Regions from separate parts of the Homo sapiens genome. Here region 2 is linked to region 1. Evidence: chromatin loops called from intact Hi-C (ENCODE). Cell type or tissue: body of pancreas. All regions are shown on one strand. Each heading gives the region's core, and the rest is flanking DNA. Links, peaks and the distances in the headings are about the cores only. Region 1 overlaps THADA (THADA armadillo repeat containing). Region 2 overlaps THADA (THADA armadillo repeat containing).

Evidence for each region. Hi-C counts contacts between places; a loop is a spot of excess contacts. Peaks named below come from ENCODE experiments on the same cell type or tissue, not always from the same donor. Only the 100,000 strongest peaks of a DNase experiment are listed, where the experiment ranks them.
Region 2: a loop joins it to region 1, with 2.6 times the contacts of the local background. A loop is called at or near these places in 53 of 110 quality-filtered maps.

What each region holds. Positions count from the first base shown.
Region 1 is chr2:43,468,976-43,484,687 of GRCh38, reverse strand. All of the region lies in intron 26 of THADA (THADA armadillo repeat containing), which reads left to right. Among named protein-coding and RNA genes, the nearest start is that of THADA, 120 kb to the left of the region's middle. In body of pancreas, for the core only: no CTCF peak of the experiment used is centred there; no DNase peak of the experiment used is centred there.
Region 2 is chr2:43,233,013-43,248,724 of GRCh38, reverse strand. All of the region lies in intron 36 of THADA (THADA armadillo repeat containing), which reads left to right. Among named protein-coding and RNA genes, the nearest start is that of LINC01126, 14 kb to the right of the region's middle. In body of pancreas, for the core only: a CTCF peak has its summit at 8,038 (motif pointing right); no DNase peak of the experiment used is centred there; H3K27ac peaks cover 1,692 bases.

The sequences.
Region 1 (15,712 bases), core at 4,927-12,926:
TCTTTAAAAAACAGCTTTTTTGTTATGCCTGAAAAGAAACCTGTGGAACCATTTTGATTTTGGGTAGTTTTTAGATAAAAATGCACAAGATCTGTTTGTTTTTAAAGAAGAAAAGCTTTGAATAGTTGTTTTTTAGCACTTAAGAGGATTTAATGGTAATCTAATTGACTTGCAGTTGTTAACACTAGATGTCACTGTTGCTGCACATTTAATTACTTCCTTAACTTTATTTAGGATCCAGTTTGGCCCAGTGGTCTTTCTCTTGAGGATCTAGAGTTATATTCAAAGCCCTATTCCCTTCTTCCCTAAAAAAGTCATTATGCTTCATATTTAAGTTTTAAGCTAATGTTTATTGAAATGCATTTTTGTGTGATGGAACTAAATCTTAGGAATTAAAAAAATATGAAATCATTTTGTGATGTACTAGTGATAATTCTAATGAAACCTACTATGGTATTTCCGAATTATCATTTAAATTGCTTCTTGTCACCCTGTAACATTCACCAGATATTTAAAAGGAAGGTAACTGGCTGTAAGTATAAATCCCTTGAGCATGTTCAGGCAATACCAGAGAGCTTTTTAATTTTTTTTTTAACTGAGTATTTTTTAAATAAATAAAACATTACTCTTGTGGAGGGATGATTATAATTTTTATTTTTTAGCCTGTTCTTAAAGAAATTCTTCCTGTCACTAACTTGAAATCACTAATATTTGTTTCTCCTTAGCTTTGTCTATTTTGTTAATAATTCTCCAGTGTGCTACAGTTTAAAACAGTTGGGTCATGTTATAAGGCCTTGATAAATACTGGTATAAATGAAATATGATATTAAGTCATCAAACAAGTAAAATTAATGTTTAAAACTGAACTTGAAGAAAATTTTTTTTTGTTTTTTATGAAGTGATTCTTGAATATATATATAAATATATATACATTTTACTATGTATAGGAGAAAATGATCAGAAAATGAGAAAACCTCATTTAGGTTGTATCTGAGGGAGGAAGAATAGGGCAGTGATACTATACAATTTTAATTTTTTGCCAAAGTTACAATGATGGAAACCTCCATTATAAATTTATTCCTCTTGGATAGGAAAGATTACAAAATATATAAGATTTCTAGAAAAAAGGAAATAGGAATGAGAAGTTTTTAACTGTGAAGAATGTGAGAGCTTTTAATTTTAGTAATCTGAAGATCGGTATGGACCATTATGTGTACAAGGCTTCTGTTCCCTGTTTAACCCATGAAGATATATTTCTTGGCAGCTCCCATTAGGTTTGCTTTGCAAAACCTTTAGTGTCTTAAATTTGCAGTTGCTTGTGATGGTTCTTTTAGTTTTAGTTTGTTTAATTATGTCACTTTTTGTTTAAATGTTTATATGCCTGTTCCTTCCAATATTAACTTTCTGAAGGAAGGACCTTTTTCATCTGTTCTGGGTACGTAATGGGCACTTTAAGAAGGCTAGTAATAATGATATCTTGGTTGGTTACTTATCCACCGGATAACTAACCTCAGCCGGTGACACACCTCACAAGTCAGTTGTTTCCTTTCACAACCACAGATTGTCCTGCTCGCAATTTGGAAATGTGTGTTCTTGGTCAGAGGGAACTGGACATAAAAAGAACATCTGCTTTTTCCATCTAATGGGAAATAAAGGTCTGACTTGGAGTAAACAAACCTGGTTTCTAGGCATTTTGCTGCCACTGGAGATGACCTTAATAGGCCCCCTTATCCACTTTGCACTTCAGTTTCTCCATCTATATACCAGGAATAATAAGATCTGTGCTGTCTACTCCTAGGGCTATTGTGAGGATAAAACAAACTATTAGAAGTTCATTTTCTTTAACATATTGGAAGTCCTAGGCAATTAGAGATATAGTTTGGTTTTTCTTTCTGTTACCACTTCTGTGATTGTACTCATCTGATTGTCTTGCTCTTAAGACCGTGCTTTTTGAGGACAAGGTCAGTATCTTAACCATTCTTGGGTACCTAGAGTCTAGCATAGTATCTGGCATATAGAAGGCATATAGGAATAATTGCCTAATGAATAAGTAAATTTTGTTACTAGAGGAGAAATAAGAAATCTGGTTTCTACTCCTGCGTTTGTTACAATATAACCACTATAATCAACTGAGACAAAATAGCCAACCTCTCTGGGCTTTGGTTTTCTTCTCTGTAAAATAAGGTTTGGAATATTCCTGAGGTCTTTTCTTTTTTTAAAATACTAAAGTAAGGCTTTACATAATGTTACTGGAATTGTAAGTTTGGTAAAATGATGTATTCCCAGTGCCGTAGAACAGTCCCTGTCGCATAGTACAGACAAGAAGTTCCTGTTTCATATATAAAGAAAGGAGCAGAGGATCCTTTGTAAGTGTGTAGAGGGTACCTGTAATGACTGAATTTTTGCACCCATTAGTCTTATTTTAGATGTGTTTTTTGGGTTTTAAAGAATGAGAAAACAGAAGTTTCACTTGTGCTTTTAAAGTAATATTATTACATTTTAACTTTTAAAGCTCTTTTCCTTTCTGTTTATTGCTGCGTGACTGACTTGGCCTGACAGAATGAAGAACTGATTTTATGTAAAATCAGAACCAGCAAAGCTCTGCAACCTGTGCAATATGCATGTTTTCTAAAATAGCCTCCATCTCCATGTGAGTGAGCTCAGCTTCATAGCTCCTCATTTCTTACAGGACAGGAGCTAAACTAATATGGCGCTTAGCTCTAGGTCTTTCCTTTTAGCCCCTGTGTGTATTAACTTTCAGCTGTGAGTCCCAGCTAAATGATACATGTCAATATGTAGCAATCAGAAAAGGTTTATTTTTGACTTCTTGGAGTGTGCTTTGCCAAAGCTTCATGCAGGTTCTTAATGTATAGCATTGTCTAGCTTTTGCACACTCTCCACCTTAAATCAGTGAGCCAATGAGAATTTGAAAGCACTTATCATGAACTCAGTATTAACATAATAGGGGAGTACATGAAGAATATAAAACTTGGATCTTACTCAAGGAGTTTACAGTTCAGTTAGGAAGACAAAAATTGTTACATGTGAGTCAGATACAAATAGGAGACACCATATAAAAATCACCTGTACAATGTGATGTGAGTGATGAACACATTAGAAATTTATAAATGGTAGAATTGAGTGGAGTATATGTTGGGGGGAAGTAGTATTTTTTACAAGGCATTGGGAAATGAGTAGATTTGGGGTACATGGAAACAGGTAGATTGAAAGAGGAACAAAATAATAGTTTTGTTTACTGTGTTAAGTACAATCTCTATTCTGTCTTATTAAAGAGAGCTCATATTCAAATTAATAGCTTAGGATAATTTAGTACAATTTAAGAAGAAAATGTGTTTCTAAAATCATGGGATGATCCAAGTAAAATTGTTTCTAGTGACTATGTTGGGAGATGTTAAATTGTATTTATTTTATTTTCCAGGGTATAAGTGATAGAGAATTATTTTAGTTATTTTTCTTAGCATTTTAGTGGTGTAGGTCTGGAAGGATCCTTCAAGGGGCATCTAATCCAGTCCAGCATCGTGCTTATAGAGAGATTTTGAAGCAATTTCCAGACAGACTGGCTTCTCTCCTGTTCTTCATGTTTTCTAGGAAAAGAGATTCCACAAGTTTCTGTGGTTACCCACGCTATTGTTTGGGAAAGAATTGAATTCTCAAAACTAAAATTGAAAGCTGCAGGGCAATTGGGTTTTCATATTTTAGAGAATGTAATTATTAGAATTCAGAATAGCTTATTTGCTTCGAACTACATAGTAACTTGTAGCAAGCCCTATTTGGCCAAATTGAAAAACAGAATTTTCTTTTGACTGTGGCCGGGGTAATTTTTTTTTCTTTTTTTTTTTTTTCCCCCCCAAGACAGAGTCTCGCACTGTTGCCTGGGCTGGAGTTGAATGGCAGGATCTCAACTCACTGCAACCTCTGCCTCCCGGGTTCACGCAATTCTCCTGCCTCAGCCTCCCGAGTAGCTGGGATTACAGGTGCACACTACCACACCTGGCTAATTTTTTGAAATTTTTTTTTTTTAGTAGAAATGGGGTTTCACTACATTGGCCAGATTAGTCTTGAACTCCTGACCTTGTGATCGCCTGCCTCAGCCTCCCAAAGTGCTGGGATTATAGGCGTGAGCGGCCAGGGTAATATTAACATCCTCAAACCCAAACAGTTCTAATTTTCTCCACTGAACAAGCATTTATTATGTTTTTACTCTGGGCCAGGCCCTCTGCTAGTTACTGGGATCCAAAGATAAATCAGAAATACTCTCTGCCCTAGGGGACTCCAAGTCTGATGAAGAATATGGCAGTTATCTGTGGTGCTGGAGTCTCTGTTCAGTTGTGTAGAAGGACAGGAGAAGTTGTGAAGGAAGGTAACATTTCTTTAGTGCGTGGGCCATGCCAGACCCTTTATACATGTCTAACTTAGCCGAGATCACAGCTCTGCGAGGTAGGCAGTATCATCCTCATTTCACAGAAGAGGGACCTAAGGCTCATGAGGTTTAGCTACTTGCCTGTGGCCATACAGCCAGAAAGTGGCAGAACTAGAACACAAAGCGAGCTCCATCTGCAGAGCACATGCTGTTACACACCAAACAACGGATTCCCTCATGGGCAGGGTGTCACCTTTTTGGAGTTGGCTTTAGATTTTATTTTGTCAGACTCTTTGGGAAATTAGCCACTTCACCCAAAGTCTGAATGTTGACCAATAATCTCAAATCTCCCACATAGTAGGTTGATTTTAGCAGGAAAGGTAGGAGTAAACCAGAGGAGAATTTTGTTTTGGGTTGACTTTAAGATTCTTTATCTGGACGGTAAAAGACAATAAGGATGTGTATTTTTTGGTGCATGAATGTTATTTACCTCAATGAGCCCCTCGCTGTTCTCATGTAGACAGAGGTGAGGGAGGAGAGGAGCAAGGCTCAAGGTTTCTAATGTCAACCGGGAATGTCGTAAAACTATGAAGGTAGAAATCTTAGTTTTCTGGTTAGAAAGTAGAGAATGAATGAAATTACCCCAATAAGGATATCAGTGTTGCTAGCAAGAAGTTAACTTTTTTTTTTTTTAACATTTATCTCTATAAAACTCTTATGTTTGATAATAGTTTGGTGCTATTGATAGAGGATTTTGAGGCTTATGATAATTCTTATGATTTCTCTAGACTTAACTCTTTCTCTAGAGTGTGTGCTTATGTCTTTCATTGATATCTTTAATTAAAATGATACTAATAACCATTATTATTATTTGTTTTTATCTTTGAGAGGACCTAGGAAGTCATCCAGTCTCATTCTCATTTTGCAGATCTGAAAATTGAGGTGCAGAAAAGTTAAGCAATTTGTGTAAGGTCACAGAGCTAGTGCTGGTGATAGAATTTAATGGTTATTTTTAGTTCACAATAAGCTCAACTAAAACATTTTAAAAAATCAGTCGATTATTTAGAAATGAAGTTTCTGTTAGCAACAGTAATAGTAGTTTGGATTCAGATGATTCTGATTTAAAGTATGAAGTTAATTTTCTCAAAGAGGTGCTTTAATTATCATAAGATTATAAATATTAATGATTTGAAAGTAAGTTAAGAGCTCTAGTGTTTTGGTATAGTCTGGAGTGTCATTCATGCATTTTCCAGAGTTGTTTGTAGAATTAACATTCAATCATTTATCTACTCTTTAGGCAGAGTAGATAAATGAGTATTTTTGGAGACTGAGAGGTAAAGTACAAGTTTTGTGTAACCCTGGTTGAGATGTTCCTAAAGTCAGAATTAAGTCTGTACTGACACTTTGGCCTATTAGAGAGTTTCATGTTTCAAGTTTTTGTTCATTCTTAGGTTCATAGATTACAGGTAGGAGAACCACAAATAAAGTTTTTAACTGAAAAGAAGTTCTTCAAAAGAAATGTTTTCATGAACTTGAAGTGGGAATTAGTCATTGTGTTCTTAAATATTGACTCTTACGTGGACGAAGTAATCTTTATTTCTAAGTACTGCTTCAGGCTATTGCCTTCTTTAATAACTAAGGCATTGTTGCTTTAGTTTGAGCATGTTCTATGGAATTTTGGCAATGCATGTATCCTCTTTCTGCATCTTAGTAAAAGCATGAGTAAATATTTTTTCTTAGCTTTGGTATTTTTGTAGCTTACATTTTATATGGGCCAGACTAATATAATGTAATACCAGGATTACATAATTTAAGACGTCAGGATTGCTTCCAGGAGTATGAGATAAAGTCTTCATTTATCAGGGGGTTTACAAGCAGTATTTCTTGCCCCTTCAATACCTGTAGAGCAATACCACTGAGCTATTTTCCAAATGAGAAAATGGAGTCTAAGAGGTTAAAGCCAGAGGGAACAGTTTCTTTAGAACTTGGATAATATTTCTTTATTCAGAACTTGGTCCTTGTAACTACTGATTTGAGTAATGTACAGTTTGGAAATCTCAGGAATTTCCAGCTATTGTTGTTATACATTGAACTTTTAAATAAAATATACTCTTAATTTTTTCATTGAATACTCCTTATGGACCTTGGCATCCTGGTATATACAAAAGTAGTTTATAACATGTCTGAGATTTCAAGGAGTTTACCATTTATTGAGAGGTAAGACCAACATGGAAACTAGTTTAGGAAATGTGAGAATCAAACTCTCTGGCACTGACTGTCAGGGGATAAGAGGTCAGAGGAGGATGAGGCCATTCTCCATGTAGCAGTCTGGGTTGAATCCGGACTTGAAAGGATGGTCAGGATTTCAATAGGTAGAGAAGAGGGTGTTGCATATGGGATCATGTAACATAAACAGAGATGTAGAAGTTGGAACACACATTGTACATGTCTAAGAAAATTAAAAGATGAATCAGATGAGGAAAGAGAGGACATGTGGAAGTGTTCATTCAGTCATTCATTCCTAGAGCAAGGATTCATGGTCACTTAGTCTGCATAGGCACTGTAGTAGGTTCTGAGACTATCAGTGAGTGTGGAAAACAGACATGTCAGGAGACTAGTTTGAATTTTACAGAACATTGGGATTCATTTAGAAGTCTTTGTATCAGAGTATTCTGTGATAAAACCATTGCTTTAGGAATTATTTGAGAAGTGATTGCATTCTGTACCACTGGCTGGTGGGCATGGAGAATGTGATGCAAGGCCTTGAAAGGGAGTGCCACTTCTAAATTGAGTAGCAGCTATGTTAATGGGGAATATATGTCCTATGTTTTAACGAATACTAGTTTTCTCAAGAAATTAAGAGATGTTTAGTGAAAAATAGATTTTTCTGTTATTCACTGACTAGAAATGCTGAATTAAATAATGACAGGTTTCTCAGACCTGTGCTATAATGTGTTTTGAGAATCATCAAGAGTGGGATATAGCATGCAGTATGAGCATTTCCCTAAATTATTTGACCATGGAGATTCTCTCTCTTCCCTTCTCTCTCTCTCTCTCTCTCTCAAAGAACATATATTGCCATTTTTTTTCCATCCAACAGTTTGGGGAATACTGCTGTCGGGATACTGATTAAAGCAGGTGAAAGGCATATTTCTGATTATTAGGAGCAGTAGATATATCTACTGTGAGAAAGACATATATATTTGAGATATATCTTGGCAGCAACAGAAAGGATTAGTTTTAGTTACAGCTAAATACACTGTAAATTATCCCACATTGTCAGATAAAAATGTAAAATAGCGTCCTACATATAGTAGGTAGTCAATACATTTGAATCTAGGAAAATTTCATAATTGTAGACCTTTAAAAATTCTATAATAACCAAAATGCCTCTTTGAGAGAATGAACTTTATATTCTAGGTTAGAATCTTCTAACATTTTGTCAGAAGAACATAATTTCCATTTTCCCAATGATTTGACCATTAGTATGGGGAAGATAGTGCCTATAATACAGTTGGTGAACTGATCAGCAAGATTAGTACCTAACTTGCATGACTGTGATATATGTATCTGTTTGTGGGGTGGGTGAAGAGTGCCGACAGGGAGAACGACATAACATAGTAACCAGCTTTGAAATACAGTCTTGCTAGTAAATTAAGTAGCACACTCTGTTGTTGTCATTCCTAATCCCCACAGTAATAGCACCGTCTGTTAACATTTACCCAGAGGCTTGAAATAATTCAGACTTATGCAGCTAGAATCCTTTTGGCTGCGAATAACAGTAAACCCAAATCAAAATTTAAATACAGACAACTTACTATCCCATATATAACCAGGAAATTTTAAAGAGGATTGATTCTTTTGAGGTTGAAAACATCATCAGAGACTCCGATTTCCCTTCTTGTTTCTGCTGTGCCATCCTTGATGTGATGCCATGAGCCCCAGGCAAGCTTCCTTCATGGTTGCAAGATGGCTTCAGTTCCAGCCATCATATCCAGACACTGCAGTGTCTAGGCACAATACCCAGTGGCCTTGTGCATTTCTGTTTCTTTTTAAGAGCAACAGCATTTCCTCCTGTTTATGTTCCCATGTTCCCACCTCCACACTCTACACACTTTTCTTCATATCTTGTTGGCCAGAGTTAACATCTTAGCATGGCCCAGCTTATCCCTGGTGATAGAAATAGATCCACTATAATTAGACTAATAGGATTCATCAGTTGGGTCTGGGGTTGGTGCTGGTCCTCCCCGAAGCACGTGACTACTCAGAAGGGTGAATACCCAACCAAAATCAGTTCTGTTAAGAGGAAGGATGAGATAGAGGAATAAATATTGATTAGGCAACTAATCATGTGTGCTACTACATTCTTCTAGGCTATCTGAAAAGCTCTGAAAATGTTTGTGTTAAGAACAGTGACTTAAGACTATGTATGTAGTATTTTAGCTTAATAGGAAAATATGTTTTTCTTTTATGTATTTTCTTTATGTAATTATTAAAAGATGTGAAGTAGTACAAGTGTCTAGATATATGATTCCATAAAATTCATTCCTGTAAGCAGCTTGCATTATAAAAATCTCACCCAGGAACAAAGTGTGTGTCTTTACACATGACTTTACTAAGTTTTGTAGAACGTTAAAATAGAGATTCTGAGTAGAATGTAATCAGTTCCTAACCACGAAAATGCTATTCTGCAATATGAAATGTCTCCCTGGTTCAGAGCTAATCTCTAACAAGCTAACAGAATGTTAACATTGTTTTTTAATATAAACTCTAATTCACTTTCGAATTTCACCTCTATATTATCACATTGATTTTCTTCTTGTAAGGCCAAATAATGTGAAGTCAAATAGTCTTTCTAGGTTTTTTTTTTTTTTTTTTTTTTTTAAGACAGGGCCTAGCTCTGTCGCCCAGGCTGGAGTGCAGTGGCTGGCACAACCTTGGCTCACTGCAACCTCTGCCTGCTGGGCTCAAGCCATCCTCCCGCCGCCTCAACCTCCCAAGTAGCTGGGGCTACACGTGCGTGACACCATGCCTGGCTAATTTTTGTATTCTTTGTAGAGACCGGGTTTCGCCATTTGCCCAGGCTGGTCTCAAATTCCTGAGCTCAAGTGATCCACCCACCTCAGCCTCCCAAAGTGATAGGATTACAGGTGTGAGCCACCATGCCCAGCCGTCTTTCTAAATTTGTTGGGATTATTAATTATTTTTATTTATGAACCAAGTGTTTTGATGTAACTTCTTGGTCTCTGAACTCAACTTAGGTCAGTTGTCCTGAACAATCTCTCTTTCTCTGTTTGCTACGTTTCTTTCTTTTCTGTCCTCTAAACTCTAAATGTTTTTTTCAGCATATACTGCCTCTATAGAAGTGGTCCATGAGGCGGTCTGGGTCAGGGCAGACCGCTCAGGCTTAGTAGAAGACGGGGTCAGACTAACTTCTCTTGAGAAAGAAACAGGTTACTAAATCTTGGAGGGCTAGAATTTTCCACTCTATAAACACAATTCTAGAAGCATCTAATACTCTTCAGACATCTTCATCTTTCTTTTATTTATCTCTATGATCACTCAAATTCTGAATACCTGAAGTTGATTTAGATACATATAAATGGTCAATTGCATACTTCCCTCCTTCAATTCACTTGATTTCTTCTTTTGCCCCCTATAAGCAAAGCCTTCTTATGCCGCTGGTTCCATTTTCTATGATTAGTGTCCTGTTTAGATGATTCAACATTTTTTTTCTTCATCATTCATTCAGCACAGACGTTTGCAAGGTTCAAGGATCTGAGTACTAAGGGGAGTACAGACATTTATAAAATATGGTCGAAATCTTTGGGGAAGAGTGGAGGAGGAGAGATAACACTTGAACTCGGCTGTAAACGTAACTCTAAAACAAAGTGGAAAGCTGTCAGTACTCTGTGAACTCCTTTCCTCTCTCTCAGGGGAAGAGCCTGCATGTTCCACTCCTCCCATTTCCTCACTTCAGCTTCACTGTGTAATTGTACCTGGAACAGAGCTCTTTCTCACAGTCTTAAAACACACATCCTCTTTAAACCCCCATCTCTTTAATTCTTCTTCCATTAAGGTGAGAAAATGTCATCTATTTCTGTATCTTTCTTCCTTCTTTTGCTCTATCCATATGACACTAAGTGATTCAGGTCATGGTTTACAAACACAGAGCAGTATTGATGATATGCCTCTCCTACCTGTACAGTCATGCCCCACATAACATTTCAGTCAATGACAGACCACATATATGACGATGGTTCCATAAGATTATAGTGGAGCTGAAAAATTCCTATCCCCTATGATGTCTCAGCACAATGTGTTAGTCGCATGTTTGTGGTGATGCTGGTGTAAAACCTACCTCTGCTGTGCTGTCAGTTGTATAAAAGTCAAGCATGGGCCGGGCGCGGTGGCTCACACCCGTAATCCCTGTAATCTGGGAGGCCGAGGCAGATGGATCACCTGAGGTCAGGAGTCTGAGACCAGCCTGGCCAACATGGTGAAACCTCGTCTCTACTAAAAATACAAAAATTAGCTGGGTGTGGTGGCAGGCGCCTGTAATCCCAGCTACTCGGGAGGCTGAGGCAGGAGAATCGCTTGAGCCCAGGAGGCAGAGGTTGTGGTGAGCCAAGATCGCGCCACTGCACTCCAGCCTGGGTGAGAGTGAGACTCTGTCTCAAAAAAAAAAGCCTAACATGTACGATTATGTACCATAATGTGATACTTGACACAAAACGATGATGTTACTGGTTTATGTATTTACTATAATATATCTTTTATTGTTATTTTAGAGTGTACTCCTACTTATTAAAAAAAAAGTTAACTGTAAAACTGGCTCGGGCGGGTCCTTCGGGGGTATCCAGAAGAGGGTGTCGTTCTCATAGGAGACAACAGCTCCATGCTTGTTATTGCTCCTGATGACCTTTCAGTGCGACAGAATGTAGAGGTGGGATATTGATGATCTTGACCTTGTGTAGGCCTAGGCTAATGTTCATGTTTTCTTTTTAACAAACAAGTTTAAAAAGTAGGATAATAAATTTTAAAAATAGGAAAAGCTTATAGAATAAGTGTATAAAGAAAGGAAATGTTTTTGTACAGCTGAATAATGTGTTTTAACCTTTGTTACAAAAGATCAAAAAGTTAAAAATTTTAAGTTTATAAAGTAAAAGTTACAGTAAGCTAAGATTAATTTACTATAGAAGGAAAAAATTTTTTAAATCAATTTAGTGTAGCCTTAGGATACAGTGTTTATAAAGTCTCCAGTAGTGTACAGCAGTGTTCTAGGCCTTCATGTTCACCCACCACTCACTCTGACTCACCCCAGAACAACTTCCAGTCCTGCAGGCTCCATTCGTGGTAACTGCCCTAGACAGGTGTGCCATTTTTTTTTATCTCTTATAGCATATTTTATTCTTTTTCTATGCTTAGTATGTTTAGATACACATATACTTACTGTGTTAGTATTGCCTACAGTATTTAGTACAATAACATGTTGTACAGGTTTGTAGCATAGGAGTAATAGGCTATACCATATAGCCTAGCTATGTAATGGGTTATACCATGTAGGGTTGTATAAGTATACTCTACGATGTTTACACTACAATGCAATTGTCTAATGACACACTTCTGAGAACATATCCCTGTTGTTAAGTGACAGGTGGCTGTATTTGGAAATGAAGTTATATGTACTAAAAACACATTGTCACTGGCCTTTAAGAGTGACAAGTGCCCGGTTTTCCCCAGAAACCTAGCACCAGGTCATCATCTCCATCTCTTTCATGCTTTAATTAAGCCAACTTTCCGTTTAGCTTCAAACACTTCAAGGAAATAAAAGAGGTTCTTTCAATGATTCTCTTGTTTTGATTAGTTATCAATATTATAGTAGCATAGGTTTCAATTTTTAATTGTTGCAAAAGTGTAGTGTTTCAATGGTGAAGTAATTTCTGTGGGCTGTCTGCAGTGCCACCATTTATAGCATTTATGTCTTTGGAAAAACGTATTTCAATTGCCATATGACTATAAGTTGTGGGCTTTCCATCTCTGGAGATATCATACTTAAATACTTGCCTGTTTTTAACCTTTCTGTTTTCAGCCTTGGCTACCTTCAAAATTGTGCTGTCATGCACTGCCAAACTGGTTGGCTGTCCCATGAAGATCAAATTCCATGACATCCATGGCATTTTTTATGGAGGTTTCTTTCTCTGGAAACTTTTCTTCCCCCAATCCCTGTTAAATCGAAGTTTAACGGTTTTTCAGGGCCTTGTGTATAATATCACTCTTTGTAGAATTTCTTTAATCAAAATAGCAAAAGGAAACATGTTTCTTGGTTCATTTATCTTAGTCTTGAGTGGGTTTGTGTGCATGATCTAATATCTTCATTATGTATTAAGGATCAACTGTATGCCAGACTTAGTGCAGGCATTAGCAACTTATTCTTAGGGAGCATACAGTGTGCTGGAAATGAAACAAAACAAAAACCAACAGGCACAAAATCATTACAGAACAGGTAAGTCTTATTGTGAAGTGACAATAGTGATAAAAACGAAGAAGAGGGAACAATCATTAATTAGGAACCAAATGTTATAGTATTATTCTAGTATAACTCAAGTAAGTGTTTGATTGTTGTTACATGTTCTGTCTATGATGTATATGTTTTAGCCTATATATTAGGAAATGCTTGGAGTTGTGTTTGCTGTTTACAAGAGGTTTCCCTACTTCTCAGAGAAACTTACCAATTTTAGATATGTACTCTTTATATTACTTTATTTTGCTTTTTGGGACAGAGTCTTGTTTTGTCACCTAGGCTGGAGTGCAGTAGCACAATCATAGGTCACTGCAGTCTTGACTTCCCAGGCTCAAGTGATCCTCCCACCTCAGCCCCGCCGCCGAGTAACTGGGACTACAGATGTGCACCACCCTGCCTAGCGAATTTTTATAATTTTTTGTAGAGAGAGAGTCTCACTACATTGCCCAGGCTGGTCTCAAAGTCCTGGGCTCAAGTGATCCTCCTGCCTCGGTCTCCCAAAGTGCTGGGATTATAGATGTGAGCCACCATGCCCAGCCAGGTGTGTATTCTTTATAATCAGAGATACTCTATGATATAATTGTCAATATTTTTATTTTGGGGGGTGACAGTAAATGAGTATTTAGCAATATTCTCTGTTCCCCTGAAATTTGTAATTTTTGGTATATTTACTTAGGAGAACCACGGACCTTTAGAGACCTGAGTCCAAGTGTGAATTGAAGAAAAACACCTGTATGTTTTCAGTAGGCCTATAGACTCCAACTCTTTTCCTACATTTATTTTTTCTTACTACGGTCAGTCTTTTGTCCCTCAGGTCCTCCCCATTATCACTACCCATCCCATAGATGAGCTCTGTTTCCTTATATTCAAAACAAATATTCTTCAACTGAGATTATCTCTTCCTTGCTACCAGTTCACTGCTGATTTTACAGGTTAGCTAAGTCTAGTGAAACTGCGGAGTCTTCCAAAGCCAGGTGGATGAATGGATTATGCTGTGGTCTAGGCTAGGTCTTGTTGCCTCTATCTGTTTCACTTTTGTTCCCTCTTTTTATGTTGAAAGTAGTATATGCTTATTTAAAATAATGGAGAATATGAAAAAGTTAGAGTCTTATTCTTGTCACTCAAATACAATTTTTGTTAGCATTTTGTTGCATTTTCCTGTCATTTTCTCATTCGTGAGTGTTCAGTTTTTATAAGGTATATTACTAATTATTATATACACACAGTTTTGTATCCTCCCTTTTTCGCTTATAGGAGGCATTTTTCATGTAGTTATGTAATCATTCATCTTCTAAGAGGTGCTTAAGTAACATTCCTTATAATGGACAAATCGTAGTTTACTTGATAATTCTACTACTATTAAACATTTCGTTTCCCCCCTAGTTTTTAATATTATTAGTAATGGTATGGTGAGCATCTTTACGTATAAAATGTTTTAATGTGTAGGGTTATTTCCTACAGATAGATTCTCCTAGGTGTAATTTATGTGTCAAAGGTTATAACTGGCCTCAGACTCTATTTACATATTGTCAGATTTCTTTTCTTTTCCTTCTTTCTTTTTTTTTTTTTTTTTTTGAGACAAGGTCTCACCGTGTCACCCAGAGTGAAGTGCAGTGGGGCGATCTCAGCCCACTGCTGCCTCGACCTCCTGGGTTCAAGCAATTCTCTTGCCTCAGCCCCCAAGTAGTTGGGGCTACAGGTGTGCCACCCCACCTGGCTAATTTTTGTGTTATTTTTAGAGATGGGGTTTTGTCATGTTGCCCATGCTGGCCTCAAACTCCTGAGCTCAAGTGATCTGCCTGCCTCAGCCTTCCATAGTGCTAAGATTGCAGGCATGAGCCACACCCGGCCCTTGTCGGATTTCTTGAAAAACATTTTTTCCCATGTCACCTTCCTACTCAGGAATTTTTATTAGCTTTCTGTTGCCTACAGTCTAAAGTCATACCCATCTAATTGGTCCTTTTCGTTTTTAAAACACTTTCTAAGAAACTTTTTTTGTTTTAACCACCTACTTATCATTGAGCATTACATTCCATCTGATTTTCCACATAATAAAAAGTGATGCAGGGAATATTCTCTTATGCAGAGAGAGGCATGTTTTTTTGGATTTTTTGAGGGGATAAATGATCAGCAGCGAAAATGCTGGGTTAAAGAATATAAACATTCAATGAAACTAATAACCAAGCCTTTTAAAAAATAAGATTATATCAGTTTACAAATTTACCAGTTATGTATAGTCTTCCTAGTAGTGAGAATAATAATTTTTTTTAATGTTCATTTAAGGGAATGTGAGGGGGAAATTTCCGTGTTTTTTTCAGTTTGCATTGTTTTTATTACTAGTGAGATTTCAGGTTTGTCCACATTATTTGTTGGTTAATTGTATTTTCTTCGGCTTAGCTTTCAAGGCCCTCTGTAAGTTGGACCTGCCCTTTTCACCTTATCTGCTGTTATTCAAACCCACAAATATTTATTAAGCCCCTGCTGGCTAACTTCTCCCACCCCAACAAATAAACACACTCTAATCAAGCCAATCTCCCTATTGTTCCCTTGAACTTGTCGGGCTTTTCCTTTTTATGCTTTTGTTCATGCTTTTTCTACTCCTACAGTGCCTGTCCCTCCTCTTTTGCTTACAGTATGCTGATTTCCCCCATCCTTTGGGTTCAACCCAAAGCTTTTTTCCTCTTGGAAATTTTCCCTGACCTGACCAACTTGCTTGAGGACAGGGTCCGGGGCTCATACTCCCTTGTATCCCAGTGCCTTATTTAGGATCTGCCTAATATAGTAGGTAGGCAATGATGTTGCTTTAA
Region 2 (15,712 bases), core at 4,501-12,500, 240 kb after region 1:
CTTCAGGTACAAAACTTTCAAAACGGATTCCATGTGTTTTGATTTCAATATTTTGACCTGGAGGACACTGTGACTCTATGTAAATGCAAATTTCTAATCTGAATTATATGAACATTAATTCATTTCATCAAGAAATTATTTTCCATCGTAACTCCTACAATCCAGTTTAATTCCTTAATCAATTTTCTTTACTGAGCGAGCGTGGTGGCTCATGCCTATAATCCCAGCACTTTGGGAGGCTAAGGCGGGCAGATCTCCTGAGGTCAGGAGTTCAAGACCAGCCTGGCCAACATGGCAAAACCCCATCTGTACTAAAAATACAAAGAAATTAGCCAGGCATGGTGGTGCACGCCTGTAATCCCAGCTACTCAGGAAGCTGAAGTGGGAGAATCGCTTGAACCCGAGAGGCAGAGGTTGCACTGAACCGAGATCATGCCACTGCACTCCAGCCTGGGTGACAGAGCGAGACTCCGTCTCTCTCTCTCTCTCTCTGTCTCTCTCTCTCTCTGTCTCTCTCTCTCTCTCTCTCTCTCTCTCTCTCTCTCTCTCTCTCTCTCTCTATATATATATATATATATATATATATATATATATTTCTGTATGGAGCAGTGAAGGCATTTCCTAAAGTTCTCCTTTATTTTCTTAAATATCAACTTTTTTTTTGTTTGTTTTGTTTTGCTTTAAGATAGGGTTTTGCTCTGACGCCCAGGCTGGAGTACAGCAGTGTGATCACAGCTTACTGCAGCCTTGAACTCTGAGGCTCCAGTAATCCTCCCGCCTCAGCTTCCCAAGTAGCAGGGACCACAGGCATGTACCACCACATTCAGCTAATTTTTAAATTTTTTGTAGCCACAGGTTCTCACTATGTTGCCCAAGCTGGGCTTGAACTCCTGGGCTCAAGTGATCCTCCCACATCAGCTTCCCAAAATGTTGGGAATATAGGCATGAGCCACTATGCCCAGCACCCCCCTTTTTTTTTTTTTTTTTTTTTTTTTTTGAGACGGAGTCTTGCTCTGTCGCCAGTCTGGAGTGCGGTGGCGCGATCTCAGCTCACTGCAACCTCCGCCTCCTGGGTTCAAGCGATTCTCGTGCCTCAGCCTCCCGAGTAGCTGTGATTACAGGCACCTGCCAATACTCCCAGCTGATTTTTATATTTTTAGTAGAGACGGGGCTTCACCATGTTGGCAACTCCTGACCTTTGGTGATCTCCCCACCTCAGCCTCCCAAAGTCCTGTGATTACAGGCATGAGCCACCTCACCCGGCCGTGCCCAGCCTTTAATAGTGATTTTATTTTTATTCAACAATTTTAGTCAGTAGGACTTTTCATGCCCAGTTTTAGAACTTGTGAGTTTTATTTTTTGTGTTTGTTTCCACCAAATCACAATTTCCCCCAGTCATTGTCTTGTTATTTGCAGTTTTTAGTGTTACTAACAAAATGACTTCTGGGGTCGGTTACTTTGAATTTTTTTCATGTGCTGCCATTTTCAGTGTAGTCTGATTATCTTCACTATTAACATTCACTGAAAAGTAGAAAACAGCCTGCCTCTTCCTGGAGTCCCTCCTCCCAGCTTCTCCACTGAAGACCTGGTGCTTAAAGGAAGGGAAGTTTTCTGGGCAGTGGACCCCTGGAGTCTCGAAACCCTTAAGACTCAAATGCTCCTCTTAGCAGGTAATTTCAATCCATCCCGCAACAGTTTGAGCATTCCTCCTTTTTAGTTGGCCCAAAACCCAGAGTCTTGCTGCCCTCTAAACTCTGAATTGTTCTCCCTTCCTTGGCATGTTCCTGAAAGGTTTTCTGTGGACCTCTCCCTTCTCTTGCCTGCCTTCCAGGCTTCTCCACACTCAGCGTCAGCCTAGGGCCATGTCAGCGGTGATTTCCCATGCCTTTGGGAAATGTAGTCACTCCAGGGAGGCTGCTGGGGAGTGTTGGCCACAGGGGACAGATAGGAAAGGCCTTGAGAGCTCTGGGGAGTAAACTCCATTTCAAGATATAAAATTCCCAGAAATTTTGAAATCACAGGCATTTTCATTTTGAACACTGTTTATAAATCTTAAAATCATGTTGTGAGTTTAAAAGTCATTTATACCTTGATTTGGTCATTGCATTACCATAAACTGTATTTGTTCTATTTAGAGCTGTAAAGGCCTAGGGGGTGAGGTAGGGTGCCTATAGTAAGGGAACTTTCTGGATTCTGTTTTTTTTTGTTTGTTTGTTTGTTTGTTTGTTTTTGAGACGAGTCCTGCTCTGTCACCCAGGCTGGAGTGCAGTGGCGCAATCTAAGCTCTCTGCAACCTCCACCTCCCGGGTTCAAGTGATTCTCCTGCCTCAGCCTCCCAAGTAGCTGGGACTACAGGCGCCCACCACCGTGCCCGGCTAATTTTTATATTTTTAGTAGAGACAGGGTTTCGCCATGTTGGCCAGGCTGGTCTCAAACTCCTGACCTCAAGTGATCCGCCTGCCTCAGCCTCCCAAAGTGCTGGGATTACAGGCGTGAGCCACCACGTCCAGCCTCTGGATTCTGTATAAGACTGGGAGGCGGGTGCCTAGTAAGGGAACTTTCTGGATTCTGGATAAGGCTGGGAGGTGGGCGCCTAGTAAGCAGACTTTCTGGATTCTAGATAAGGCTGGGAGGTGGGCACCTAGTAAGGAAACTTTCTGGATTCTAGATAAGGCTGGGAGGCGGGCGCCTAGTAAGGAGACTTTCTGGATTCTGGATAAAGCTCGGAGGTGGGCGCCTAGTAAGGGAACTTTCTATATTCTGGATAAGGCTGGGAGGCGAGTATCTAGTAAGACACTTTCTGGATTCTGCATAAAGCTGGGAGGCAGTAATGTTAAAGTCCTCAAGAGAGAAACATTATCTTCTTGAGTTTTTCTGATTTTCAAATTCTAGTCTTCAGTTACACCTCAGGACCATCTGCACCACCCACCCATATCCCACCAGTGTGTTTTGGGAGCCAAGCAGTCCCCTTTCTTGAGCTCTGTGCTGTGTTTACAGTACCTTGACTGGGCACATTCTTCAAGACTAGCACAGTGCCTTTTGCTCATGACAGCTCTGTTGAAATGAATCAGTCATTTGCTTTTCCTCTCTCCCACCTGAAGCCCTGAGTAAGCTCAGAGGGTTGAGGGTGGGAGTGGGAAACCAGGCAGGTGACAATGAGGGCCAGTGAAGCTTCACAAAGAACTCAGAAGGAACCAGTAAGTCTTAGGAGCTCAGGCCAAGAAGACTTACTTTCTTATAAAAGAAAGAAGTTGCTGGGCGTGGTGGCTCATGCCTATAATCCCAGCACGTTGGGAGGCCAAGGCGGGTGGATCACCTGAGGTCAGGGGTTCAAGACCAGCCTGACCAATATGGTGAAACCCTGTCTCTACTAAAATTACAAAAATTAGCCAGGCGTGGTGGTATGTGCCTGTAGTCCCAGCTACTAGGGAGGCTGAGGCAGGAGAATCGCTGGAACCCACAAGGCAGAGGTTGCAGTGAGCCGAGATCACACCACTGCACTCCAGCCTGGGCGACAGAGCAAGACTCCGTCTCAAAAAAAAAAAAAAAAAAGAAGAAGAAAGAAAGAAGCTCCAGTAGTGAAATAAGCTGAAGAAAACTGAAGTGACTTCAAGGAAAGGAAAAAGAGAAGTTTCAAGATCCAGGCTGGTCAGTGAGGAATGTGGAATGTGTCCTCAGAGCTGGTGAACTCTGCCCAGGCAGAGGAGAGGAGGCTGATGGAAGGCAGACCTCAGGTTGCCCAGCACTTGCCAGTCTGTGGAAGCCTCCGTCACTGGCTCATGACACAGGGGTAGGGAGGAAAGAAGAGGGCTGGGTGCTGCCATGTCCAGGAGGAGTGCTCTGGGGTGAGTGGCCATGCAGATAGGAATGAAGTGCAAGGCACTTACCACCTGGTCAGAGTTGGAGGCGATCGAACCCTCTGGGAGGCTCTGCAGAGTGAAATCATCAAGGAGCAGGCATAGGGAGGGACTCATCTGCTGTGGAGGGACTGGCTTTGCACTTTTCACAGGAAAGGCCTGACACAGTTCAGGCCCCAAAGGAATCGTCACCAAATGCAAGAATGCCAAATGCAGGCCAAAATGGCTGGACAGGGCCCACTGCTTGCTCTGCTGTCCCTTCACACACCAGGGCCCCAAGGACTGGCCTTTATTACCTGCTCCAGAACAGCCATGAAGCCCACATGAACAGCCCATGGGTGCCGTACCCTTTCCTGCTGAGCTCCAGAGATTGCCACAGGAAACAGGAGTGAGGTGCACACAAAACTGGGTATAATGGAAGCACCCGGAAGGGCTGGAGGCTGTGACAGCTCCAGGTTGTAAGCCCCCTGGAGAACCACGTCTTTTTCACAGATGGTATTTTCTGAGAGCAATATTTGTTTGAATCCATTCCTTATTTGCTACTGTGGTTTGAAGTGAACAAATGCAAGTATTTTTCTAGGGTTTGAGCTGAGTGTACTGTTAACTGGCTATAATTTATCAGTCCCTTTTTGGTGAAGTATGTCCCTATTGAATAAGAAGTGCACACTTTTTAACTCTTATGAATTGCTTATTTTCATTCATATTGGCTGTGTCCATTTTTAAAATCAGGGGAAAAATTTTATTTACCCAGTGTTTTGAGGTGGGCCCACATTTTTAAAATCATAGTTATTTTAACTTTAAAAATAAAGATTTTTTGGAATGTATTGTTGATTAAAAATAATAATAAAGATTTTGAAATTATCTTTTCTTTTAAATGAAAACAAAGGATTTGCTAGGGTATTTCTGGTTTCATAATAGGTCACCAGGAAACATGTTTACATCAGGCAGTCATAGGTTTTAGGCATGTAACACTTCTGTGGAGTTTGTATTCTTTGGGAACTGGACCTGCAGGTATTCTGGGGAACCCAGGCCATTTGTTCCATTTGAAAATAGCTAAAGCATGAAGAAAAGGCAAATTCTTAGAATTTTAAAGGGTTTTCTCTCAAGTAGTTTTAAAATTTCAAATGATGGTGTTGTATCCCTTCCCTTCAGACCTGGAATCACATTTTCCCCTCAAGACAGAAAGGGCTCTGCGGCAGGTTGTGCCTGGGAAGGGGCTGCTTCTCATTTGTGGCCACCTCTCTGCCCAGGAGCTGGTGAGGAAGGGTGAACTAGGGGATGCCTTTCAGAACAAAGGAGGTGAGGAGATGAGCCCCTCCACATCTGCCCCAAATAGAGACCGGCGTACTAGACTGAGCACTCACAGAGACGTTCACGAAGGGACTGTTTGCGGTTGTGTGAGATTGGAGGCAGGCCTACAGCAGGGCTTCTCATCGTTGGCACTGTGGACATTAATTGGGGTGGTAGGGCTATCGTGAACACTGTAGAATGTTGAGTAGCATCTCTAGCCCCTACCTACTAAATGCCAGTAGCACCACCAACTCTGACTCTGACAACCAAAAATGTCTCCAGACACGGGCAGATGTACCCTAGGAGCAGTGTGCCCTCTGGCTGAGAACCATGGGTGAAGGGAAGCAGTCATGATGTTGAGGCACCTACAGACAAGAACAGTAGGAAGCCCTTCCCACCCCTCTGGCTGAAAGGGAGACCCCAGGAATAGTGGAAGTCAGGGAGGAGGAGCTGCCCAGCAGGTGCCCTAGCCATGAGGGATGCAGCCACTGCTAGAATCTTCGCAACTTTCTGGGGAGGGTGCAAGAAAGAAATACCGCCAACTCCTCTCACTTCTACCCTCCAGTATACCAGTGCTCCCTTCACATTAGGAGAAGTCAGCTAGAAGCCCGGTGGCAAGGACACCTGGGTAAGGCAGTCTATTGAAATCAGCATCTTGGGGCACTGGGCAGGGTGGAGGAGGGGCACAGAATGGAAAACGGAAAATAATCATTCTGTTCATCCATCCATCCATCCATGTATTCAGTACTTATGAGCAGCTTAGCAAAGTGGTCAAGAATGTAGGTGCTGGGCCGGGCACAGTGGCTCACACCTGTAGTCCCGGCACTTTGGGAGGCCAAGGTAGGTGGATCACTTGAGCTCATGAGTTCAAGATCAGCCTGGGCAATATGGTGAAACCCTGTCTCTACCAAAAATACAAAAATTAACCAAGCATGATGGTGTGCCTATAGTCTTAGCTACTTGGGAGGCTAAGATGGGAAGATGGCTTGACCTGGGAGATGGAGGTTGTAGTGAGCTGAGACCACACCACTGCACTCCAGCCTGGGTGGCAGAGCCAGACCTTGTCTGCACAGAAAAAAAAAAGAAAAAAGAATATAGGTGCTGGAGTGCTGGAGTCAGATAAGCCTGGATTTGTATCTGGCCCTACCACTTGCAACCTGTATCCTGTATGATCTTGAACAAGTTGTTTATCTAAATGTCAGTCACCTTGAGTATAAAATGGCAACAATAATTCTATCTACCTAGACCTTATTCTTGCAATCTTGGATTTTTCCCCAATGGGAAAATGCAAGTCACAAGTAAATTGCATAGTATAAGACCACAGTCAAGTGCTAAGCGGGTGGTATCTGGGCAGTACCCAGTGTTGGTTTTATAGACAGTCCTGGGAAAGGAAAGACACAGGGTTCAGCCATGAAGTGCCCCCCTCAGCATCTGTGAACACCTTGAGCACTGTGCAGATACAGTGGAGAAAAAGTCCCCAGTGGGCTGAGAAACACCACAGGATCTGCGTTGCGTCCTGAGGGACAGGCCGGCAGGCTAAGTGAAAAGGAGGAAGAAGGGACCCCAGAGCAGGGAATGGTGAGTGAATCAAAGCCAAGAGAGTTGGAGGGAGGGGGAAGGCCCAGATAGCAGTGTGGGGAGACCACTGAGATGAGGTTTGGTTGAGGGACTCAGTGTTCTCTCCTGTAAAAGTAAGGGGAGGGCCTGGGGCCAGCTGCCTTCTTCAGTACCATTTCACAGGGGTCACCAACTCACATGTCCACAGAGACCACTCAAGTGAGCACGCACGTGAAAGGCGCGCGATGGGAGGCAGTAGGGCGGTCCCAGGCTGGAAGCATCCGCCTTCTGTAGGCGTGGCCACCGCTCTGCTCCAGCAGCTGCTGCCGTCTTCTAATGCAGGCCTAGAGACACCACAGTCTGATTTTCCTAATTTTCAAAAGATGCTAGAAATTTGGATCTTTATGAGAATTGCCCTGATTTTTTTTTAAATCCATGTGAGCTGTACTAAATAGTCCCTTTGCACCCCTGTCCAGACACTGCTGGTAAGTCCAGACAGGGGTGCAAAGGGACTGTTTAGTACAGTTTAGCTGACACAACTCAGCTTAGAACCCAAGTTGTGTGTGTTTGGATTCTGCCTCCGCATATACTTTCTTTTAAATAGTAGGCTCTAAGACTTAAAACAAAAAGGATGCCAGGCAAAGTGGCTCACACCAGTAATCCTAGCACCTTGGGAGGCCTAGGTGTGTGGATCACTTGAGCCCAGGAGTTTAAGACCAACCTGGGCCACGTGGCAAAACCCGTCTCTACAAAAAATACAAAAATTAGGGGGGACATGGTAGTTTGTGCCTGTAGTCTCAGCCACCAGGGAGGCTGAGGTGGGAGGACCACTTGAGCCTGGGAGGTCGCTGCAGTGAGCTGTGATTGTGCCACTTTGCCCTAGCCTGGGCGACAGAGTGAGACCCTGTCTCAAAAAAATAAACATAAAAAAAAGGAAGAGGGGTCCACCTGGGCCCGGTGAAGTCTGAATTCCCCCCAGACTTAATATCATGGCCAGGTAGGGATTTGGGGGAAGGGATGGCTGTGGACAAGGGCACAGACAGGGACGAGGGCAGAGAGAGGGTGGGCCATAGTCCTGGTGCTGCACCCGGCCCTGGCACTTGGCCCAGTGCATGCTGGGACTAGGGCTGCCCTTGAGAGCTCTGGCCAGCACATTTGGTTCTTCTTTGATGAAATTTTTTAAATTTTCAGATAAAGGACAGAGACTGTTAACCACAAACACCTATGTTCCCCGACCCAGACTTCCTACTGGGTTCTTTGCAGCTGGGGAGATGATCCCCTTCCATTCCTTAGGACACTGACCTTCCTCTGGGCCATTTGTCTCCAGTAGGGGTCAGCTGGGAGCTTTTAATTGGTGGTAAAGGTTGAAATGATGGCATTTGATAGCATGGCCATGAATGTACTCACAGAGTGCCCCACCTGGAATCCCAGCTCTGAGCCTGGGCTCTGATGGCCCTGGTGGGTGGAGAGCCCTGGCTAGTCTCGGAGTAGAGGGTAAGGGGAGGTAGGGGACTGAGAGGCTTCTGGCAGCCCCAGGAAATGTTGACTGGCAGAGTCAGCTGAACCGAGCTTGTTTTTCATGACTAATTTAAAGTTCAGGCTCTTCCCCTGCTAAGGGGAAGTGAAGACGACCATGGAGAAGACTAGAAATAATGAGGTTATCTGGAAACGGCCTCATGAAACCTGAATGTATTTTTGCTCAGAAAAAAAGAAAGTGCAGTAACACTCACTCCGTCAGACGCTGCCTTTGCTGCCCAGGCCACCCCAGCCTGCCTGGCCTCGCCTCCAGTCCTCCCTTTAGTGGGCAGCTTGTCTCCCTGCGGCCCAAGCTTGGGCTCCTCACTGCCTCTCGGTTGTGTGTGTCCTCTCACCCACCCTGCTTAGCCTGTCTGTGAAGCCACCTCCTCCTTCCACATTTGTTTTTCCTTTCTGTCTTTTGATTACCCCTACTCATGATATAATTTGTCTGTGTCACACACCGTCTTCGACTGTTTCGTCACACTTCGTGTGGGTCAGCTTGCCTCTGGCAACTCTTCTCTCTCTTAGAGTGGTTTTCTGGGTGGTTTTCCTCATGTTTCACACAGCGTCCTCCACACACAGGTGATCAATAAATACTTGTGGGTAGATAAAATATCAGATTGATGGGTGAATGGGTGAGTGGGTGGATGGGTGGTGAGTTGGTTGGATGGCAGGGCCACCCAACACCTTGGCCAGTCCCCTAAAGCTGAGGGATTTTTCAGATGCCTGAAGGAGGATTCTCCAGAGCTAGGGGCAGGGAGAATTCAACCCATTGCCATTTGCACAGCATTTACTATGCTGATTGCCCTCTCTTGAGAAGGACTAGAAGGCAGACTTGACCAATGGCCTTAGTCTAGAAGTCATCTCCCCCATAATACTTTAAAATCAGACCATGGGCTTTTTAATCCGTGGTCTGAAATAGTTTTCAAGGTTGGCACCTGGAAGACATCCACTTTGACATCTTTCTTTCATTCAGTAGTTGAAAGCAACCTCAAAGTCTGTGACTTACCTGTCTACCTGCCTAGAAATTAATAATCACTTCCCCTAGTGGGGGGAATCAGAGGCTGAGATTTGTAGTGGAGGCAACACACTGTGTGAGGCCTGGGTCTTCACCTCCAGCCCTGTTGGGGGGCGGGGGATGGGGGTGGAGGCGCTCATCGTGGAGGCAGAGAAGAAGCACCAGGGAGTATCAGCACATAACAGGGTTTCTGATAGCTAGGCATCTGCCTTGGATGGGGAGCCCTGATGTGGCTGGGGCAGTAGCAAGATGAAGGCTATACTGCAGCAGCCCTGAAGGCTCTGGTTTGCTTCCCTCCTCTGCAGTCCCAGTGAGTTATCCCTTCACAAGGATGGAAGGCACCAGATTAACCAATTCTAAATGCTGATCCATCACATTTCCAACATGATTCCAAATGACCACATGTTAATCCCACTTGTGTAGGCCTACCACAGACATGAATGTGTACCAGCTAACCCCACCCATTTGAAGCACTCCAGGAAGATTCTAGGGCATATTTCTTCTTGCCCTAGCAGTGTAGCCGGTGGGAGGAAGAGCCTCGGAGATCATTTATTCCCCACATTGACGTCTTCCTCCCACCAACCCCCAGCTCCCACAGCTCTTGGCATGTGAACCACTCCACTGAGCACCTGATGTCCCTGCTGTTGCCTGGGTGTTTGTCTTACCTTCCCACCTAGACCTCCTGCTTCTTCATTCCCTTTTGTGGCTGATTACTATTCCATTGTATGAATTTATAACAGCATTTTATTTATCCATTTATTAGCTGATGGACATTTGGGTTATTTCCACATCTTGGCTCTTATGAACAAGGCTGCTATGAACATTTATGTACAAGTTTTTGTGTGGATGTGTCTTTTTTCTCTCTCTTAGATACACTCCTAGGAGTGCAGTTTTTGGGTCATAGGTTTAATCTTTTGAGGAGAACTGCAAGACTGTTTTCCAAAGTGGCTACACCATTTTACACTCCCACTAAAAATGTATGAGGGTTCCAATTTCTCCACATCTTTGCCAAAACTTAACTTTTTTTTATTATAGTCATCCCAGTGGGTGTGAAGTGGAATGTGACTGGGGTTTTGATTTGCATTTTCCTGATGATTAATGATGCTAAGCATCTTTTCATGTGTTTATTAAGAGTATTAAGAGTTCTTTATGTAGTTTAGATACAGTCCCTTGTCAGAGACAGGATTTGTTCATATTTTCTCCCTTTCTGTGAATTATCCTTTCACTTTCTTTTTGATGTTACTTTGAAGCACAAAAGTTTTCCATTTTGACAAAGCCCAGTCTTCCTTCTCTCCCTTCTTTCCTTCCTCCCTCCCTTCCTTCTTTCCTTCCTTTTTTTTTTTTTTTTTTTTTTTTTTTTTTTTTTGAGATGGAATCTTGCTCTGTCATCCAGGCTGGAGTGCAGTGGCACGATCTTGGCTCACTGCAACCTCCACCTCCTGGGTTCAAGCAACTCTCCTGCCTCAGCCTCCCAAGTAGCTGGGACTACAGGTGTCCACCACCACGCCTGGCTAATTTTTGTATTTTTAGTAGAGACAGGGTTTCACCCTATTGGGTCAGGCTGGTCTCGAACTCCTGACCTCAGGTGATCCACCCACCTCAGCCTCCCAAAGTGCTGGGATTACAGGCATGAGCCACAGCACCCAGTCTGACAAAGCCCAGTTTCTCTAGTGTTGCTTGTGTTTTTGATGTCATATCTAAGAAGTAGTTGCCTAATTCAAGGTCATACAGATTTACTTCTATGTTTTCTTCTGTGAGTTTTCTAAGGCCAAGCGTGGTGGCTCAAGGCCGGGCGTGGTGGCTCACGCCTGTAATCCCAGCACTTTGGGAGGCCGAGGCGGGTGGATCACGAGGTCAGGAGTTCAAGACCAGCCTGGCCAAGATGGTGAAACCCCGTCTCTACTAAAAATATAAAAAGTTTAGCCAGGCACAGCGGCAGGCACCTGTAATCCCAGCTACTCAGGGAGGCTGAGGCAGGAGAATTGCTTGAACCTGGGCAGCAGAGGTTGCAGTGAGCTGAGATTGCGCCACTGCACTCCAGCCTGGGTGACAGACAGACTCCATCTCAGAAAAAAAAAAAAAAAAAATCAAATGAGTTTTCTAGTTTTTGCTCTTACATTTAGGTGTTCGGTACATTTTAATTTTTGTATATTGTGTGAGGTAGGGGTCCAACGTCATTCTTTCGCAGGTGTGTATCCAGTTGTCCCAGGATTACTGGTTGAAAAGACCGTTTTTTCCCCATTATTTTGGTACCCTTGTCAAAAATCATTTGACCATAAATGTGAGGGTGTGTTTCTGGACTCTCAGTCTGTTGATTTGTGTAATCTGCCCTTGCTGTTCTGTTGATCTATATGTCTATCCTTATGCCAGTACCACGCTGTCTTTATTCCCTGGTTTTTTTTTTTTTTTTTTTGAGACAGAGTCTTGCTCCATCACCCAGGCTGGTGTGCAGTGGCGCGATCTCGGCTCACTGCAAGCTCCGCCTCCCGGGTTCACGCCATTCTCCTGCCTCAGCCTCCCGAGTAGCTGGGACTACAGGCGCCCACCACCATGCCTGGCTAATTTTTTTTTTTTTTTTTGTATTTTTAGTAGAGACGGGGTTTCACTATGTTAGCCAGGATGGTCTCGATATCCTGACCTCATGATCCACCCGCCTCGGCCTTCCAAAGTGCTGGGATTACAGGCGTGAGCCACCGTGCCCGGCCCACGCTGTCTTTATTCCTATAGCTTTGTAGTAAGTTTTGAAATCAGGAAGTGTGAGTCCTCCAATTTTGTTTTCTTTTTCAAGATTGTTTTGGATACACAGCAGATTCTTTATTTTTTGTAGCAACACGGTCTTGTCTCAAGTGATCCTTCCACCTTAGCCTCCCAAAATTAGGGGATTACAGGTGTGAGCCACTGAGCCCAGCCTCTCAGCAGATTCTTAAAACACACTTGTTGCTTGGCTGCTTGCTTTCTTGTTTCCTTGATGGACTGGCCAGCCTGTAAGAGCCTAGCTGGCCTGCATGCTTAAGTGACAAATTCCTCTCCCTACTCCAGCCTCCCTTCATAAGGCATTTGGCCAGTAGAGATCTAGGCAGTTCTGGCTGAGCTGTCTTAGTCCAGGGCAAGGTAGTAAGAGACCGAATTTGGCAGGTTGCAGCTGGTCCCTCAAGCAGGAGATCTAAATCCAACTCATCCTTCCCCCCGCATCCCCAAAACATCTCAGCATTCCTTCCTCTTCTGTCCTTGCCTTGCAGGCTTGGAGTCTGGGTAGTTAAGAGTTCTATCTAGACCCACTTCTGGCCACATCACACCAGCTCTTCCCTTTTGCCTGTCATCCCGCCACTCTCCTGCCCCTTCCTAACCATGATTCATGGCAAAATGGTGCAAGATGGGCCAGGCGTGGTGGCTCACGCCTGTAATCCCAGCACTTTGGGAGGCCGAGGCAGGTGGATCACAAGGTCAGGAGATCGAGACCATCATGGCTAACACGGTGAAACCCCGTCTCTATTAAAAATTCAAAAAAAATTTAGCCGGGCGTGGTGGCGGGTGCCTGTAATCCCAGCTACTCGGGAGGCTGAGGCAGGAGAATGGCATGAACCCGGGAGACGGAGCTTGCAGTGAGCCGAGATCCCGCCACTGCACTCCAGCCTGGGCGACAGAGCGAGACTCTGTCTCAAAAAAAAAAAATGGTGCAGGATAGAGGCTACCTGTCCTGTCAGGTGGGGCTAGTGCAGCAGCCTAGCCTTCCTTGGTGGCATCTCTGGTCACCCCCATAGGTTCTTTATGGACTCAACAGGAATGTCACTTGAGCTGCAGATACTGATTTTGCTGATGGATGATGAAATTTTTTTCTTCCCTGTTGGGCTTTCAGTCCTTGCCTTAAGGAGACCATAAAAAAAGTGGTGGGAGGCCAGGTACAGTGGCTCATGGGTGTAATCCCAGCACTTTGGGAAGCCGAGGGGGCAGATCACTTGAGGTCAGGAGTTCGAGATCAGCCTGACTAACATGGAGAAACCCCGTCTCTACTAAAAATACAAAATTAGCCGGGTGTGGTGGCGCATGCCTGTAATCCCAGCTACTTGGGAGGCTGAGGCAGGAGAATCTCTTAAACCTGGGAAGCGGAGGTCGCGGTGAGCCGAGATGGTGCCACTGCACTCCAGCCTGGGCAACAAGAGCGAAACTCTGTCTCAAGACAAAACAACAACAACAAAAAAGTGATAAGCTGGGCACAGTGGTTCATGCCTGTAATCCCAGCGCATTGGAAGGCTGAGGCGGGTGAATCACTTGAGGTCAGGAGTTCAAGACTAGCCTGGCCAACATGGTGAAACCCCATCTCTACTAAAAATACAAAAATTAGCCAGCCATGGTGGCAGGAGCCTGTAATCCCAGTTACTCAGGAGGCCGAGGCAGGAGAATCGCTTGAACCCGGGAGGTGGAGGTTGCAGTGAGCTGAGATCACGCCACTGCACACAAGCCTGGGCAATACAGCAAGACTCAGTCTGAGAAAAAAAAAAAGAGTGATAAACCCACTGGGTGCAGCGGCTCATACCTGTAATCCCAGCACTTTGGAAGGCTGAGGTGGGTAGATCACTTGAGGTCAGGAGTTTGAGACCAGCCGGGCCAACATGGTGAAACCCAGTCTCTACAAAAAATACAAAAATTAGCTGGGCAAAAACAAAATTATCTGGGTGTGGTGGCACATGCCTATAGTCCCAGCTACTTGGGGGCTAAGGCAGGAGAATTGCTTGAACCCAGGAGGCGGAGGTTGCAGTGAGCCAAGATCACGCCACTGTACTCCAGCCTGGGCAACAGACTCTGTCTCAATCAATCAATAAAAGTTGAAGGGAAAAAAGAAAGAAAAAGGCCACTTAATTATCCCTTCTCTATACAGATTCTCAGCCAATTGAGAACTGCAGAAAGGAGTTAGGTAGAGGTAAAAATGGAGATTGTATTGTAGGTAGAGGCCCAGTCAACACATGGCTCAGACCCACAGCCAAAATGCACCTTCACCCCCTCCCCTTTTCTGTTTCCTGGTTTAAATCTGGGTTCTAGGCTGCAGAGCAAGCAGCATGGGGAACGGGGACACTAAAGGGCAAGTGTCCTGGGGGACTTATCTGGAGCTCTCAAGATGGTGAGATCAGTACTTTCACCTGCTTACATGCAACTAGGTGCTGCTGTGTGACCTCTGAATAGTCCTGGCCCTACTGCAGGGTCACTACCCCTGCTGACCCCACCATCAAAACCTCTGGATTGTTGATGCTGGGTCTCCAAATCTGCGCTTTGCATGCACCATGAAACTTGTTGCCAACTGTAATTTCTTGATGTGTGCAAGTGGGTTACATAATACCCAACCCATAGGATGCTAGAAGGACTGGGGAGACAGCATTTGATCAGGGCCTGGCACTCACTAGGCCCTCAGTGGGGCCATCCCAGTAAGCCTGGTTCAACACCCACGGGAACTAAGCCTGCTGTTGCAGATTCTCGGTCGTCTGCCTGTGTGCCGAGTAAGTCTTTCGGGGGCCAGATGGTCAGGGTAAGTCTGTGTGCTCAAGTTAGAGATGTGGATTTGGGAGTGATCAGGGCTCAATAGAAATGCATCATTGAAAGACAGGCCTTTCAATGTCAGTTGGTGCAAGATGGGCCTACAGAGGTCCATTGTGCAGTGGGCTTTCAGTCCCGTGTTTCAGACACCCTCCAGGTTTGGGATGGGAGGGGCAGAGTTGTTAGGGGAAGTGACAACACCCCTGAGCCTCCCTCCAAACCCATATTTAGGATTGTCTAAGGCCAAATGTTGAAATAAGCAATGGTTTCCCCAAGGCCCCCTGCTTCCTCTTTCTGCACCCTTCTATTCTTTCAGTGCCCTTCCTCCAAGCACCCAGGAAAACAAGGGTCCAAAAACAAAAAACTCCGAGACAGAGGGCAGCAAAATAGGAGCCAAATGCAGCCTACCACCTGCTTTTTACAGCCCATGAGCTATCAATGGTTTTTACATTTTTAATTGGTTGGGAAAAAATAATATTTTGTGACACATTAAATTCAAATTTCAGTGTCCATAAATAAAGTTTTATTGGAACACAGCCACAACCATTTGTTTACAGATTGTCCATGGCTGCTTTCAGCCGAGGTGAGGAGGTATAGGCTTGCAAAGTCTAAAATATTGACTCTCTGGCCCTTTAAGGAAAAGCTTGCCGATGCCCTGCTCTAGGATGTGTCTTGTGCCCAAGAGATCTGCTTTCCAAGGAAAGGGCAAACCAGTCAAATCCAGGCAGATGTGCAGAGGAGACACTGGACAGGGAAGCCTTCCTGATCCTTCTGGTGACACTGGAGGAGCAGAGGGGAGATAACTCTCTAATCCTGCAGATGGAACTGCTTCTGTCCACACTGAGTTAGGGGGCATGGAAACAGTGGGTTCAGGCCTATGACTCATTCTAACAGTATAAATAGCAGGATTCAGAAGGTGATTAATCGTCTCCAGTGAGCCCACCCT